2 separate regions of the Homo sapiens genome follow, and region 2 is linked to region 1. Evidence: chromatin loops called from intact Hi-C (ENCODE). Cell type or tissue: ascending aorta. All regions are shown on one strand. Links, peaks and the distances in the headings refer to the core of each region. The heading gives the core; the rest is flanking DNA. Region 1 has its middle 81 kb from the start of LINC00710. Region 2 has its middle 140 kb from the start of CELF2-DT.

What was found. A loop is a pair of places that touch in the nucleus more often than their neighbours do. Peaks named below come from ENCODE experiments on the same cell type or tissue, not always from the same donor. Only the 100,000 strongest peaks of a DNase experiment are listed, where the experiment ranks them.
Region 2: a loop joins it to region 1, with 4 times the contacts of the local background. A loop is called at or near these places in 2 of 110 quality-filtered maps.

Annotation. Positions count from the first base shown.
Region 1 is chr10:10,866,998-10,875,341 of GRCh38, forward strand. It overlaps a transcript of CELF2 not described here. Among named protein-coding and RNA genes, the nearest start is that of LINC00710, 81 kb to the right of the region's middle. RefSeq lists a silencer at 3,726-3,775. In ascending aorta, for the core only: no CTCF peak of the experiment used is centred there; a DNase peak (open chromatin) is centred at 5,264; H3K4me3 peaks cover 487 bases; H3K27ac peaks cover 5,142 bases.
Region 2 is chr10:10,601,537-10,609,880 of GRCh38, forward strand. It overlaps a transcript of CELF2 not described here. Among named protein-coding and RNA genes, the nearest start is that of CELF2-DT, 140 kb to the left of the region's middle. In ascending aorta, for the core only: no CTCF peak of the experiment used is centred there; a DNase peak (open chromatin) is centred at 4,345; H3K27ac peaks cover 2,331 bases.

The DNA.
Region 1 (8,344 bases), core at 345-8,344:
AAGTAAATATATCTACATTGATAAGAAATGGACAAAATTAAATTATCTTACTGATTATAAATAGAATATAGGGAGGTTGTGGGTCTTGATGTGCTGGTAAATGTTCAACAACCTACTCTCTGGGAAACAAAGGCTCTGATTTATACTGTCTGCATATTTCTGTGGTGTAAATATTTCTACCATGGCCAATTTCAAGCTACCAACATGATGTCACTGAGTGCAGCTATGGAAAAAGGTGCACAGTGGGCTCCCCCAGGTGGGTGTGAGCCAGCTCCAGCACACCATTGAGTGTGGACAAATATACAGTCTCACCCTCCATTGTGAACCATCTTCCCAACCAGAGATTTCACAAGTTACTGACAAGTGGAAATATTAACTGATTTATTCAATTAGTCTTTAAATATTTTCTAGGTAAAACTCTTAATTACTAGCAATGTTATGAAAAGATGCAAACACATCAACAGATTCTATAATATTCTGTTTTTGGAGCACAGCCTATCTCCCCAGCTTTCTCATTCTCTTCTTTCATATCGCTAATCTTATTGGCCTCAAACTTCTGCATCATTTTTTCCTTCATTTCTATTATCAAGCCTCTCCCAGCTTTACTTTCTTTCCCTGCACAGGCCAAAACCCATGGGCCATGCCTTCAACTCCTGCCTACCAGAAACCACAGCTGTCTCATTCTGTCTTCCTTCCTCATCTATTCTTTAAACCTGCAATCCAAGATCAATCCAGTCATGTTCTTTGTCTTCTCCTGACCTGGATAGCCGAGCACAGATGGAAAAAATCCCAGCCCCAGGCTGATGGTATTCTTCAGATTTATAGCTTAAACATCAGCATGGCCTTCAAGTATGTAGTGACCTTTTTTGCTGGATTCTGTCTTCGTTTCCACATATCTGATATTCCAAATATTTGTCCCTTTCTTAAACCCACTCTCCCATCCTTCTTTCTTTCTTACCAAATGATATTGTGTCCAGATTCTCACCTATAATTTCCCACCCATACAATCTGAAAATATATCTACAATCTTGCTTATTCTTGTGTCTTTTCTGCCTTCCTCCTATATCCAAAAGTCAAATTCCTAGATCAGTGTTTTGGTACCTGTCCCAGTTATCTGTTCCTGTTCAGCATACCACCCCCAGAATTAGTGGCGGTGAAATGACAGTTGATTATCTCTCATGGTTCTGTGCATTGACTGGGCTCAGCTGGGCATTTCTTACTGGGCTCTCTTGAGCACTTGACGTCAGATGTTGGCTAGGGCTGCAGCTATGGCCTTGCCTGGATCAGAGATGCAAGATGGCTCACACGCAAAGTTGGAAGTTGACGCTGGCTGGGAGCTCAGCTGCTTGTGACTCGAATACCTACATAAGGCCCCTCCATGTGATTTGGGTTTATTAAAGGCCATACCAAGAACAAATACTCCAAGAGGCAGGAAGAAGCTTCCAAGCCAGTTAAAGATTTGTGCCAAGAAATGGCAAGGTCTCATGTCTGCTATATTCTATTGGTCAAAGCAATTACAGAGCCTAACCAGGTGCCAGTGGGTAAAGAAATAAACTCTAGCCCTGGATGGGGGAGCAGAAAGGTCACATGGCAGAAGAGGAGATGGGATGGGAGATATTGCAGCTGTCTTTGGGGTCTACCATCTGCCACTGCGGAAACTCTCCTAGTTTTCATCTCCTTCCTTCCTACTGGCTGCTCTCCTGCTTTAACCTGTGAGCATGTTCTTATCACTATGTTGTTAAAAGAAAAAGGTACAGAAATCAATGGATGTATCATTTGTGATATGTATACTTTTTTCTACGTATATTATAGTTCAATAAAAAGTTTAAACATGGTAGAAAAAGGGAAGAATTTGTGGCTCACTGCTACCAAATAGGTAGGTCTTCATAGAATTTAGTTTTGATGCTAATTTCAATGGTAGGTATGTCCCCCATCCTAGCATGTTTCTTTCTCGACTACAGAACTAATTAATGTGTACCACACATGTAAAAGAATGTTATAGTAACATGTGCTAATATTAGGACAAACCAAACTACTGCATATGTCTATTTCTATCTATCTGTCTAGAAAGCAAAAACTTTTTTTCCATGTCTTACTTTTTTTAATAGTAACATGATGTAATAAACTGGACTCTTAACTTGGATATTGGAGGGATTAGATAGGTCTAAAAAAAAGTCTTGAGTTCTCAGAAGAGAAAAAGTCCATGTAAATATCACGTATTTGATTTCTATTATCCTTCCAATGAAGTTAGGTTGAATAATACCTCTTAGAAACTAAAATAACAGGTGGGGCGCGGTGGCTCACATCTGTAATCCCAGCACTTTGGGAGGCCAAGGCGGGCAGATCACAAGGTCAGGAGTTTGAGACCAGCCTGGCCAACACAGTGAAACCCCATCTCTACTAAAAATACAAAAATTAATTGGGCATGGTGGTGTACGCCCGTAATCCCAGCTACTTGGGAGGCTGAGGCAGGAGAATCCCTTGAACCCAGAAGGCAGAGGTTGCAGTGAACCAAGATCACCACCCCACTGCACTCCAGCCTGGGTGACAGAGTGAGACTTCATCTGGGGGAAAAAAAAATGGAAACAACAAATGTCCTGCATATATATTTTAGGATAGGATTTCTGCTCTGTCCCAACAACTAAAACACAACATTTTCTAATCCCTGGTTTTATGAAAAATTACAAAATAGGCAGCCTTTGGGATCCTCCATCTTTACTTTCGTATGGTGTCTACTTCCTCTGCACCCCTCTGCCATGTTGCATTCTCTCTTCACGCCTTATCAACATAATGAGTCATTTAGAAAACCGGCCATGAGTCATTACAAAAATTAAATAGCTGAATGCGGTGACATGTTTCTTTGGTCCCAGCTACTCTGAAGGCTGAGAGGATTGCTTGAGCCCAGGAGTATAAGGATCAGTCACAGTGAGATAGTGAGACCTCATCTCAAAAAAAAAGTAATGCCCAATTTTAAATGGTTTATTATATTGCCATTGAGATTACCTATATCTTATATTATGCCAGACCTCAGCCCTATCTACTATCTTAAAATCTAAAATTTAAGAACTTACTTGCAAAGAAATAGGAGATGGTTAACATAATATTAACCAAGAAGCCACAATGTTCATGTATTTTTATGAATTCTTAAGAAAAATCAGGAATGATGTCCATCTTTAAAATTTTTATTAAAGATTATTTCAAGAAAAGGAATAGAATTTAATAAATATACTTTAAAAGATATGTACGTTAAATTTAGGGACATTTGGTATATATAAAAAAAGGCCATAAGTCATTGAGATTATTTCACTTTGACATGTAAATGTATTGCCTATCTCGGGGTATATATATTTAAGTCTTCTCAATAATTATACCTTAGTTTTATTTATTTATTTTTTCCATGTTGAAACAATTTGGACAGCAGGGACCAGGGTCTAAGTCTCCATAGCAAAGACTCACCCTCATGGAAACGCCGGTGTGGCTCTCCAAGTGACTCTGTGCTTCAGTGATTTCCGAAATACCAGTAAATAACAAAAACTTTCAGGAAGTCAGCCCTCTGAGACCCAGAGTTGGGTCTTCTGATTCTCAACATGAAGCTGTTATGACACTGAGTCTGAGAATTAGGACCAAAAATGGGAAGCAGAAGTCTCCAATTAGTAAATTCTCTGGTTACACATTCTTGAGTTTCTTCTTATTTCCATTTTTAAAACCTCAACCTTAAATCCGTGTGGTCTTTAACCCACCGCCCGCCCAGCCTTCTGCGGTCAGGCATGAGTGCACACCTGCCACATCCCAGGCAGCACCAGAGCACGGTGACAGTCGCGCTGGCCTGAGCACAGTCTCCAAACAGTAAAAAGGGATTTACTGCCTCTTGTTCGTTAATATATCTTAGTTGCCTCCAGCCTTGTTATTTTCTCTAGACATTACCGGACTCACTAACGCAGTGGCCCGAAGTAGACAAGAGGCAGTGTACGCTCCCACCCCCACCCCGCAACTTGCAGAGAAGAGCAACTCCCTGCTGTTGCGCCATAAATAATTGAACAGTCTCTTCCAGGCAACACAGTCAAGATGCAGATTTAATTTATTCCCTGGGAGGACTAAAGGTGGCTATGTAGAGCCGGTTCGCAGTCAAGCTGAGCTGGGGACACTGGTACTTTCAAAATGTGTCAAACCATGCCCTGGGGTCCAGTGTCAAATGCCATTGCAAAGAAGGGTTCTTTTCTTTTTAGCTTTGTTCTGTTTCCCTGAGCATTCCTCATTAGGAAAAGAAACTTCATTCCACAACAGAAAGGGAAATGATACTGATGTCACTGGCTGGCATTTTGCACATCTTTAAATTCACTAAAAATCTATGCGCCACATCTAATGTCATGGTTTCTACCTTGTTTATTTTCTTTAGAAGATTTCTTTTTTAAAGCCACCTGTGACTTGACGTCTGGAGTTGTTTTACATAACACAGTCTGAAAAGCACACCTCGTGGAAGCTACAACTTCTTTGCTTGTGTTAGAAACCTAGCGGGAATGGCTCAGGACTGCAATCCCAGCACTTTGGGAGGCTGAGGAGGGCAGATCACGAGGTCTAGAGACCTAGTGGGAAAAAGAATGGAAAAGAGGGAAGGAGGAAGAGGAGGAGGGAAGGAAGGAAGACAAGAAAGAAATCCCAATTCAGGCATTTCGAAAGACTTCTAGGAAGGACTTTTGGGATGGAACCAGGGGACGTAAAAGAACCTGAGACCACCAGCAGCACGAGGACCCAGGAGCGAGGAGAGAAATGGGCTTTCCAGGGACCACTGGGAGCTGAAGGAGAGAGGAAGTAGTGAAAAGAGGCAAACATTGCCAGAAATTTGATAATTCAGCCCAAACGAATACAATGCTGAAACATGCAAACGTATTCTCAGGTCCCTAAGTCTCCTATTATAGGAGCTATAATATTGAGTACATTGATTTTCACATATTATCTTCCGTTGCCTATTTGACAAAAATTTCTATTTTGCATTTCAAAGAAGCTTATATCTTAAAGATATTCTATCCTGTCCTTTAATTACTCATTTTAGAAAATGCTTGATATTTTCCATGTGAAATATTTCCTTTGGAAAGCTCCTGTCCTTCCCTTCCTCTCTCCCTCAACCTTCCCCATGTGGGTATTTGCAAACTATGTAGACTATGGTTGGAATCTTTTTGGCAAGTACTTAATCAGACTCCGGCTTTGTTTTCAAGTCTGGGTTGCTATGATTGTATCCCTAAGGAAGTTGGTTACGTTTTGGAAAGACTGTGTAACGCAGAGGCCAGAGCTGTCTTTTTGACCTGGGAGGTGATTTGAGGAAATGATCTCAACAAATTAACTTCTCACTTGTTTTTAAATGACTTTGAGATACAAAGGAAGAAAAAAAATCAGTCACTGCTGAAGTTCAAAGAAACGATGTTCTACTGAGTGCTTTATGGATTTTTTTAAGTACAATTTTCCAAATAATAGAAAAACATTCCGAATGATGATGTTGCCTGATTCACTGCACACAGCTGTCAGCTGATCCCAAACATTTATGCTTACCATTAAAAGCTTGGAGAAAACCAGATAAGGGTGACTTCTAGTCCATCTAGACAGATAACAATGCAAGGCTGTGCCGACTCTAATGTAAACATGTAAAATAAACCCACAGAAGCAAAACAACAACAACAACAACAAAAAACTGCAAAAATTTTAAAGGCTCTCCCATAGCCTGGTGGCTTTTATGGAAAAATTTTTTTTGCACCCATGGGGTGAGGAAAGAAGAGAATTTTGTCCTTCTGGTGAAACCTCTTGCCATAGACTTGAAACCTGTAAAATCATGTGGTTTATGGAGCAATGTTTTGTGCCTTGAATTCCATATGCAGAGTTTGGGGAAAGGACACATGTGGTGAGAGGTTCTGAGGTCTTGTCTCATGGGACGCTGGTTCCAGGACTTTCTTTCTGGGTGACCTTTCTTGGTGGTTAAAATAAAACATAAACTTTCACCATTCAAGTTTCTCCCTTGCTTGCCTCATGTCAGCTTTCCTCACTCACTCACATTTGGGTAAATGTACACACATCCTTTTATCGGCTTATGTACACACATATATTGTACCAAGCTGGCCAATGCAATATTTATGTTTGTACTTTGAGCTGCCTAAGATTTTGTCATGAAATCTAAGGCTGCTGTAGGGGAGAGAGTGCATAAAACTTTCATGACTAGTATAAAAAATACAAAATGTTATCATTAATATTTAATAAAATTTGCAGCAGTCAATGAGCAAAATCAATGTTTTTTAATTAAGTTATTCATTTGTAATACGAGCCGTACCTTGTTGTGCATTAGGGTGGAATTTAGGATGTTGAACTTAAAATAAATAAATAAACTTAATTTTAGCCCTCGGGGTAACAGTATTAGTGATAAAACTATTAATTGGTTGCCTTTGCTTTGATAAGCAAACAGGGTTTCTTTAGTGACAACATCTTTTATCCCAAAGAGCCTTCTGAGTCTCAAGCTGGATTCTGTCCAAGGTGTTTAGTAAGATGAATTGCAGTTCATATTGTTGATAACAGGCACATCAGTGCCCCAAGCGTATTGTTACCTCCTACCAAGGCTCTCCTATTCAAAATTGGGGCTGCATGAAGGGTGGAAGTTTATACAACTTGAATGGGTTTTTAACCAAGGTTGTAGAGTCATCCTATATTAATTAAATTAGCAATAAATCGAAGATCTGTTCATCTCTCCAACTTCTCTTTGCTCTGGAATTTATTTTTCCAACCCATCGTCCCTATCCAGTTCTCCCTGTCCCTTCTCTGAATCCTCCTTGTCGGTTTCCAGACCTTCACCCCTTTGTCCAGCCTTCTTTCTGGGGGTGTGGAGGAAACAGCTTCCTGTGAGCAAAGCTGATGCGGGCAGGTGGCACATTGCTCTTCCTTACAGCCATTTAAAAATACAGCTTTGATTGGGATGCTGCTAACTTAGTCTCTGTATTTGCCCTATATCTAGTTGATGTAAATAATGTGCTGAAATTATATATTAAAATGATTCTGGCCAGGTACAGCGGCTCATGCCTATAATCCCAGCACTTTGGGAGGCAGAGGCAGCCAGGCTCGCTTGAGCCCAGGAGTTTGACACCAGCCAGGGCAACGTAGCAAGACCCTGCCTCTCCAAAAAAAAATGTTTTTGTAAATTAGCCAGGCATGGTGGCACATGCCTTAATCCTAACTACTTGGGAGGCTGAGGTAGGAGGATTGCTTGAGCCTAGGAGTTCAAGGTTGCAGTGAGCCATGATTGCACCACTGCACTCCAGCCTGAGTGACTTGAGTAGTGACAAAGTGACTCTGTCTCTTAAAAGAAAGAGTAGTGACAAAGAGACTCTGTCTCTTGAAAGAAAGAAAATAAAAAAGAAAGAACGCACTGTATTAATAATGCACTTTACCCAGATTCCATGGAAAATGGTTAAAAAAAAAAAAAAACCTTGATTATACTATACAGGGATGTCCATACCAGCTGATAACTATGAGTTAAAAATTTATAAATAGATCTCTAAGGACTTCTGATACAAGATTTTCAAAGTTGAGAGAAGAAAAGCATTGTTCTCATCAACCCTAATTATTAAACAAATTGTTAGTGTGATTTGTAAATGCAAAAAATGTAAGCACATTTCATAATATATGTTGATGTTGGTTAAATTTACCTAATGGGAAGTCGTGAAATTCCTGAAGGCTCAACTCAAACAAAATCATTTAATAAAAATAATATATATTGGAAAGATGGAGTATGTAGAATCCAGGATTAACTTGGTAACTTCTGAGGAACATGCAGAATGACACAAGCATTTCAATACCTGTTCTAGATTCACTAATAATATGACGTTGAAGGTGTAAAGGAAACAGTACATTCATCAGGGTGACCACAAGAAAAGGATTTAATTTTGATCTGTTTTAAGAATCTCTAGAAATAAATATAAATGTAAACTAGATTTCATTAAAATTGATCAAAGATGATTTCCTTATCCAAATTATCAAGAATAGTTAATATAGACCCTTTGGGGGTTTAGGAAAGTGTAGGAAGAAACTGTCTAGCTTATATTATGCTCAGCTTCTTTTGTTGTTTATTGAAATGTGTCAACTTTATTGTTAATATTTCACTGATGGTTCGTTCTTCATCTCTTCAATGTGGAATTCAATTTAAAATAAAATCCGATATTCCGTCTGAAAATTTCAATTCCCAGCAGAAGTATAATTCAATTAAGTTCCAAATATTTCTTTTAAAAATACAAAATAAAATCATTCTCTCTACATATGCTATTTCTGCTCAGTTCCAAAAGGATAAAAAACTGCATTTGTTTAGTTTTGGTTC
Region 2 (8,344 bases), core at 345-8,344, 270 kb before region 1:
TTAAACGACAGTTGGTTTTTCTTCAAAACATCCTGTCTCTAACCTTTTAAATGGCTAATTGACTGCATTATAAATTTAAGGAATGGCCCATCTGTGTTCTATTCTGTCTTAAAACAAACAAAAAACAAACTTAGCTCCTATATTTGCATTCTCTCAATTGCAGTTTAGCATGAGCATTTGGGTTCATTCTTTTTTTTTTTTTTTAATTTTAAGTTCCGGGGTACATGTGCAGGATGTGCAGGTTTGTTACACAGTTCAACGTGTGCCATGGTAATTTGCTGCACCTATCAACAAATCACCCAGGTATTAAGCCCAGCATCCATTAGCTATTTTTCCTAATGTTCTCCCTCCCCAAACCCCACCCCTCAGCGGGCCCCAGTGTGTGTTATTCCCCTCCCTGTGTCCATGTGTTCTCATTGTTCAACTCCCACTTATAAGTGAGAACATGCTGTGTTTGGTTTTTTGTTCCAGTGTTAGTTTGCTGAGGATAATGGCTTCTAGTTCCATCCATGTCCCTGCAAAGGACATGATCTCATTCCTTTTTACGGCTGCATAGTATTCCATGGTGTATATGTACAACATTTTCTTTATCCAGTCTATCACTGATGGGCATTTGGGTTGATTCCATGTCTTTGCTATTGTGAATAGTGCTGCAGTGAACGTGCTTGTATCATTTTAATAGCGTTTCAGTTCTTTCTTCCTATGAGTGGCAGCTGTACCCACTGAGATAGGCTGTGTACCTGGGCCTTCTTTTAATTGCTCAGACCCTTGCTGACCTTTTGCAATTTTGCAAAATCTTTGAACCCTGGTTACAAGTCTGGGGTCCTGACATACCGGGGTTCACTCTTACTCATGTGTAGTCCCCCAAACCATCAAACTTTGTGCAAACGGTAGGAACTAGATCACTTTTAAATAGAATAGAACTGAATTGCCTGGAGTAGTAGCATGTTCTAGATAGCTAATGACAGCAGATTTTGTGATGTGACAATCCTTTATATTTACGCAAAGTCATTTTCATTTCACGGATACTCACTGAGTGTCAACTGTGTACCAAACTCAGACGTGGTGATCAGATGTTTTTTAATTAATAAATTTATTAAACTTTTGGCAGTAAGTCTCCCACTCCAAAGCTAGAGGGAGATATTTTTATATTATTATCTATTTTTTATCTACTTTTTAATTGATCAAGACTTGATGAGCATACATGCATTTCTAAAAAGTGAGCAGGTTTTTAGAAATGCATGTATGCTCACCATGTGCCACAGAACTTGAGAGCAACAGGAGCCGGTCTTCTGTTTTCAACAACTTGTCATGAATGAGCCACAAAATCGGTAAATCATGGGTGTATAATTCACATATACCTTTGTCTGTCTTTTCCTAACTGGCATTCGTTGAGGGATTTGGAGTTGTCTCTAAAACATGCGACTGTGCGTAGCAAGGCCCAGGGAAAGCACAAAGAGGGAAAGTACATTATGTTTAGAAACATTTTGGATTTCATTTGTAACTTTACCAAGTAGACATAAAGCTGTTCTTAGACCAGTATTTTCAGCAAATCACACTCAACCATAAATCTTCAATTTCATTTTCTATTATTTCTAACGAAAAGAAGAGTCAGATAAATGTGTGCATATTGAACACCTGGTAGAGCTTTAATAGTGTACTGCTCTGTCGGATAGAGAATTGGAAATTCAGTCACGTAGGGAGACTTAAATCTGTTTTAAAGCAATGTTAAGTGCACCGAGAAGGCCCAAAATAGCTCCATGCAGCTTCAAAATGAGAAAAATAGCCAAAAGGACAATGAACTGGAGGTAGAATTATTTTCCATATATTTCGCATTTCTAGGCAATGCATTCCCCATTCAAGCCACAGAATGAATGAACAGCTGAGGAAGCAGCCTGAGATGAAGGCTCAAATTGCTTTTACCTTGAGGCCACTGTCTTCTGCCTCTTGGGAAGCATTGCAATCTAAACTCTTCTTATTTTAGGAGAGTGGAGAGAAAAGGGGGCTAATTATCACAAAAGTAGACTTTATCACTAATCTCATCACCAGAACTGCACCACTAACTTAAACAAGAATTTGGAATATTTTACGTTAAAAAATTCATTCTCTCTCTTAATAAAATAAGGATAAGTGCCTTTTCTCTAATAGTCAGCTATTGAACCTGTAGGTCTCTAGTGTTATTACAGAAAGTAGTGAGATCTCTAAACAGAGACAGAGCAGGGAAGCAAAGTCTAGGATATTTACACATACACACACACACACACACACACACACTGTCCTTGAAAAGTAAACTTTAACTTATAAAATTAATACTATTCATAATATAAATGATAAAGGTTGGAATGCTTCAGATATATAACTAAAATGTTGGTTAGAGATTTACAAATAATAACCAGGCATGGTGGCTCATGCCTGGAATCCCAGCACTTTGGGAGGCCAAGGTTGGAGGATCACTTGAGGTCAGCAGTTCGAGACCAGCCTAGCCAACAACAACAAAACCCATTCTCTACTAATAATACAAAAAATTGCCAGGTATAGTGGTGGGTGCCTGTAGTCCCCACTACTAGGGAGGCTGAGGCACAAGAATCGCTTGAACCTGGGAGGTGGAGGTTGCAGTGAGCCATGATTTCACTACTGTGCTCCAACCTGGGCTACAGAGTGAAACTGTCTCAGACACAAACAAAAAAAGATTTACAAACAATAACTCATTCTTAGAACACAAATTAGCTTAAGATACGATAGATTTCGCATTGTTGCTGTGGTTCACTGGGAATTAATGAATCAAAGGTTCTAGTCAAAAAGAAGTTTGATATCCACAAAGGATTGACCAAAAGGATAAAACAAGTTGAAATCATCAGGTTCTATGGTTTTATCTCCTGGAGAAAGAGTAAAATGAATCTCTAAGTTTCCTCATGGTAGTAGTCGAAGTAATAATTCTCAGAATCATTGTATAGGCTATGGTGAGTAAGCCAAGAGACCAACATGAGTTTGTTGAAATAAACATGTTGCTCAACATGAGTACTTAGGAAAATAAAATGTATTGAATTTACTTAGCTGTTTTTCCTACAAGAAGCTATTCCCATAGATTTTGCTAGAATTACCTACCTGTTCTAGCCAGCATCTAATCAGTGAGCAGCCCAGAGTCTCAATCAGATAATGGGAAAAAGCAGTCAAATAAGCATGTCTTACTTCTTCATTATTAATACAAACATTTTGTCCAAGTTAATTATTTATGTGAATAACTTAATCCTTATATGAAAATTGAAATACTTTTGATGTCTGTTCTTTGAATATGTATATTCCATCTCACCATTTTATTTCTATCTTCTTAAAAATAGTTACAAATAAAAATGCATAACTCTGACCCAACAATCCCATTACTGGGTACATACCCAAAGGAACGTGAATCATTCTATTATAAAGATAGATGCACATTTATGTTCATCGCAGCACTATTCACAATAGCAAAGACATGGAATCAACCCAAATGCCCATCAACGATAGACTGGATAAAGAAAATGTGGTACATATACACCATGGAATACTATGCAGCCATTAAAAAGAATGAGATCATGTCCTTTGCAAGGACATGGATGAAGCTGGAAGGCGTTATCCTCAGCAAACTGATGCAGGAAAAGAAAACCAAACACCACATATTCTCACATATAAGTGGGAGCTGAACAATGAGAACACATGGACACAGGGAGGGGAACAACACACACTGAGGCTTGTCGGGGGGTGGGGTTCGGGGAGGGAGAGCATTAGGGAAAGGACCTAATGGATGCTGGGCTTAATACCTAGGTGATGGGTTGATATGTGCAGCAAAGCACCTTGGTACACGTTTACATATGTAACAAACCTGTACATCCTGCACGAGTACCCTGAAACTTAAAAATGTGAAGTAATAAAAACATAACTCCTACTATCCAATAAGGCTGTAGATTTTCCATACTGTCAAGAAAACCTCTGTCGTTATAGCTGAATACAAATACGATTACTCTTTTGGTTGACTTATTGGGCAAATCAGAGTGCGTGGTTGAACCTGTGGTTTACCACATAGTCAAACGTGAAATCAGCTTAGAGCATTGACTGGGCCTCGCCCTGGCCAATTTGATCCCATTGTATATGCATGCTTAAGCTGAGAAGAGTCCAGGAAATGAAGATCATGTGTGTTTGCGCAAATATTCTGTGAAACCCTGGGCAACAACAGAGGGTCACATCCATCCTGTGAGAAACAGCAAAGTCATATATGCCCAGTGCCAGGCATGCTTTTGGGAGGCTTCGTTTAATCAGTCCAAAAAACTTAGTTCAGAAAGCAAATACAATGAGTTATTTGGAACTGCGATAGGGCCTAGGAAATTGCTGGTCTGTAATCACGAGCCAAGAAGCATTTGCATCATGTGCCTGTAATGTATGATCTATGCTGAATGTTCTGCCAACATTTTCAGGGCGATAAGTCATTTTACAACCCTGAATGTGACTCAGAACGTTGGAAAGCACTGGTGTTTTGTTTTGTTCTGTGTTCCTCCCCATTCCTTTCTGTCCCAACCCTTCGGTCTCCATTAATCCAAGTAAATATGGCCTTGGTTTTCAGAGGTAAACAAAGGGGTAGAAGGATTCAGTGACTGCCTCCTGTAAGTCCTAACTGCAAGTTAGAAACACATTTAATGGAATATGTGCAGCATGAAGATATCTGTGTTTTACTCAAAAAAACGTGATTGAGGAGACTTGGCCAATTTCAGTCTTCCAGGAGACCTTAGAAGGATTTAGGCTGTAATGGAAAATTCACTGGACAGAGAATAAGAGACCTAAATCTTAATCGCAGTCCTGAAACTAAAGACAATTACATAAATTCCTTGAGAATTAACTTAAATTTAATTAATTAAATTAAAGTGGTGGGGCTGACTCATGGTTAGTCGAGGACTAGCTTTAAATTGAATATGGCTTACTAGTGATAAACTGAGGAGAGGCAGGCACCACTGCCACTCTCAAGGCCCTTAGCACATATTTTCACAAGTTACCAGTAGCTGTTATGGTCACAAAACTAGAAAATTAACTAGCATTGTATGGGATTCAAATCAGCAAACTTGGTTCTTTGTAACATGTTCTAACCAACTGAGATTTTTGCGAAACATATTATATTGGTCCCTTTATGAGTTGTACCTTAAAGTTCTCTGGAGTCACTAGAGTAAAATTAGAATATTAAAATAATAATTGTATAAAATTGGATGGGCCAACTACAAAAAAAAGCAATTTCTTAAAGGGTCTGGGAAAGTCTCCTTTCTCATTTATCTTGAAAAGTATGGTTTTCTAGAAAGATGTAACGACTCAAAGATGGCAGATTAGGACTTAGACTAGATATGTTAAGAACTAACTGTGTACCCTGTGTACCCTGGGGTAAGGTTACCCTCACCTCATTCTGAAGTTCTTTCTAGAACTTAACAATTCTATGGCTATTTTAATTAAAGAAAAAAACAAAGAAAAATATTGCTGAGACCTTTAAACATCATCGTGGTGTTATGTGCTCTCCATAAATATTCAAAAGCTATTTAATGCTAATAGCTGATCCTTGACCAAGAGCAATTTTGTTTCCTTACTCAGTTTATAACCTCAGTAATACTCCTAACACTGAAATATTCAACGAAGATTCCACATCAGCCAACCACTTGAAATGAATAATGTAACTGCTCTTTGGTGCACCTCATCATGTGGTTTTTGTTCAGGAATTTCATTTTTCACAGTGTTACATTTTATTTATGTAAAGAAAATGTTAAAAAAAAATAGGAAACAGCAGCAAAATGAGCTACCTGACAGCCTAACAAAACGCCTGCCATAGGAATTGTGACTCCCATTTGTAACTTGTAGGTTCAAACTACCAGTAGTTGAAATTACAGGTTTATTCTTTGATAGATCTCAAAGCCAAGTGTGTATAGAAACCCATTCTAAAAAAGCAGCAGGTGTTTTTCATTCATCCTGATTTCCCCCAAAACACAATGGTATCAAAAGAAAAATACTGTAAGAAAGGGATGGGAGGGGATTAGTTACTTTTTCTCTGTGAATTTTAGAACAAGGTCATTAGGTAAATATTCTTCTTCAAATGCAAGACTTCAGGAGAGAAATAGAAAATGTAAAATCCTTCAAAACTAGTGAGTGAATCATTTTCAATTAGATTCAGCGTTTGCCCAAGATCACTAAAAATGAGAATCCAGGCATTAAAGCAATACATGACTCTGTTTTGGGGGGATGTCTCCAAACAAAACTTCTAAGTATCAGGCTGGGCATGGTGGCTCAGGCCTGTAATCCCAGCACTTTGGGAGGCAGAGGCAGGAGAATCACTTGAACCCAGGAGGTGGGAGGTGGCAGGTGGATCACCTGAGGTCAGGAGTTTGAGACCAGCCTGACCAACATGGTAAAACTCTGTCTCTTCTAAAACTACAAAAATTAGCCAGGTGTAATGGTGGGCATCTGTAATCCCAGCTACTTTGGGAGGCTAAGGCAGGTGAATCACTTGAACCCAGGAGGTGGAGGTTGCAGTGAGCTGAAATAGCGCCATTGTACTCCAGCCTGGGCAAATGAGAGCAAAACTCTGTTAAAAACAAACAAACAAACAAACAAACAAACAAACCTTCTAAATATCAGTTGAATGAGGCCAATCGTGTGTTACAACCTTGGTTATATCATCCTGGAAAGCAATGGAATTACCCAGAAGATACTTGGTTTGGGGTTTCCAGCTTCAAGGAGCTGCTTGAATGAGAAGAGAGAAAGCGTTTTTGAACACCAGAAGTGTTTACCTGAAGACAACCAGATTAATACTGGCCTGGGGACTCAAAATCATTCATCCTTAGGACTGTCCATTCCTTTAGGCAAAATAACATCCTGGACTTAGTGCATCCCACAGGATCCTTAATTAGCTCCAAAGTCAAGATTAGATGCTGCAGATGTCTCTGTTGTTTCCTCTTAGAACTTGTGGGCTTGGATAGCTCTGGGAGCCAGATTATTTTATCATCTTTAATGGCTGTTCTTTAAGGAAAGATTTAAAACTCAATCCAGGTTGAATTAGAGGCGAGGGACAAAGATATGGATGAAATGAAAGCAAATGAGGCCTGACCTCACAGACAGCATTCCACTTGTGTCCTATAATCTATACATTTCCAGCTCTCCCAGGCTCTCCCCAGCCCAGCCACTGAGACCAAATAGATGATGCTATTCAGGAGTCTAAGGAAAGCTTCTACTCCGCCACATATCTTTCTGTATTATCTGGAATTCCTCCGTCGAGAGTAGTGATTCTTAATTAGAACCACATATCTTAACTAGAACTACCTAGAACTAAAAGTACTTGTAAAAATATGGCATAGGGACCCCGTGAATCAGCAGGCTTAGTATTGGAAAGTATAAACGCTCCAGAAATGGGGGCAGGGCATGTGACTGTGATTTGTGGCCAGGATTGAGAACACTGGCCTCCGTGAGCCAGGATGAAAAGCAGCCTCCTTGCAAACGTAATCTTCTCTGGGAGAACCATTGCTCTTTCCTGCCTTGATTGTCATGTCAATCACATTATTTTATCATTTTAGTGTAGGCAGTCTTAGTGTTCGTCTAGTGTACTGTGTCATGCCTATATTCCAGGTGAGAGAACTAAGTTCAGAGAGAAAAATTATATGTTAGCCAAGGCCACATGTGTTTGCTGGCCAAGGCTAAAGGTACAATCCAGTCATTTTATTTCTGACTCAATAAACATTCTGCTTTGCTGCCACCAGCACTACCATCATCAATTTGCTTATTTGGCATCTGATAGCATGTACATTATGAAATAGCATCCCATCCAATAAGTCATAGTGAGGCCGGAATAAGAGAATTGTGTGCAACATAGAAAATGGTTAATAAATGTTTCTTTCGTCAAGATTTCCCGAATACCACCGCGCGTGCACACACACACATCTCCTTAGGAGCTGCACAGCAAAAGGTTTTGAACAGCTGATGAGAATGTCATGGATGGAAGCAAATGTGAAGGATAAGAGGGAGGGGAGGTGCTGAGAATAAGAAGTGCAGGGGTGGAAAAGTCAAGGCAAACTTTGCTGGGGCCAACTCTGTTCCTCCTAATAGAATCAATAGATTCTTCTTACAGAGGAACAGATAATTGGCTTCCTAAGTCTCTTTAAGGAACAGATGGGATGTAGGAGTTGAGAACTCTATTTGGGGATTGCTGTAATCACATTAGATGCTATGGTTTTAGCCAACTCACCCAACTGGCTTGTGACTCAGTTCTCTCCATCTGCTAACGTGCTAAAACAATGGGCTGTGCCATCGTCTGCATCTACTTGCCTCACAGATATGCTTGGAAGAGCAA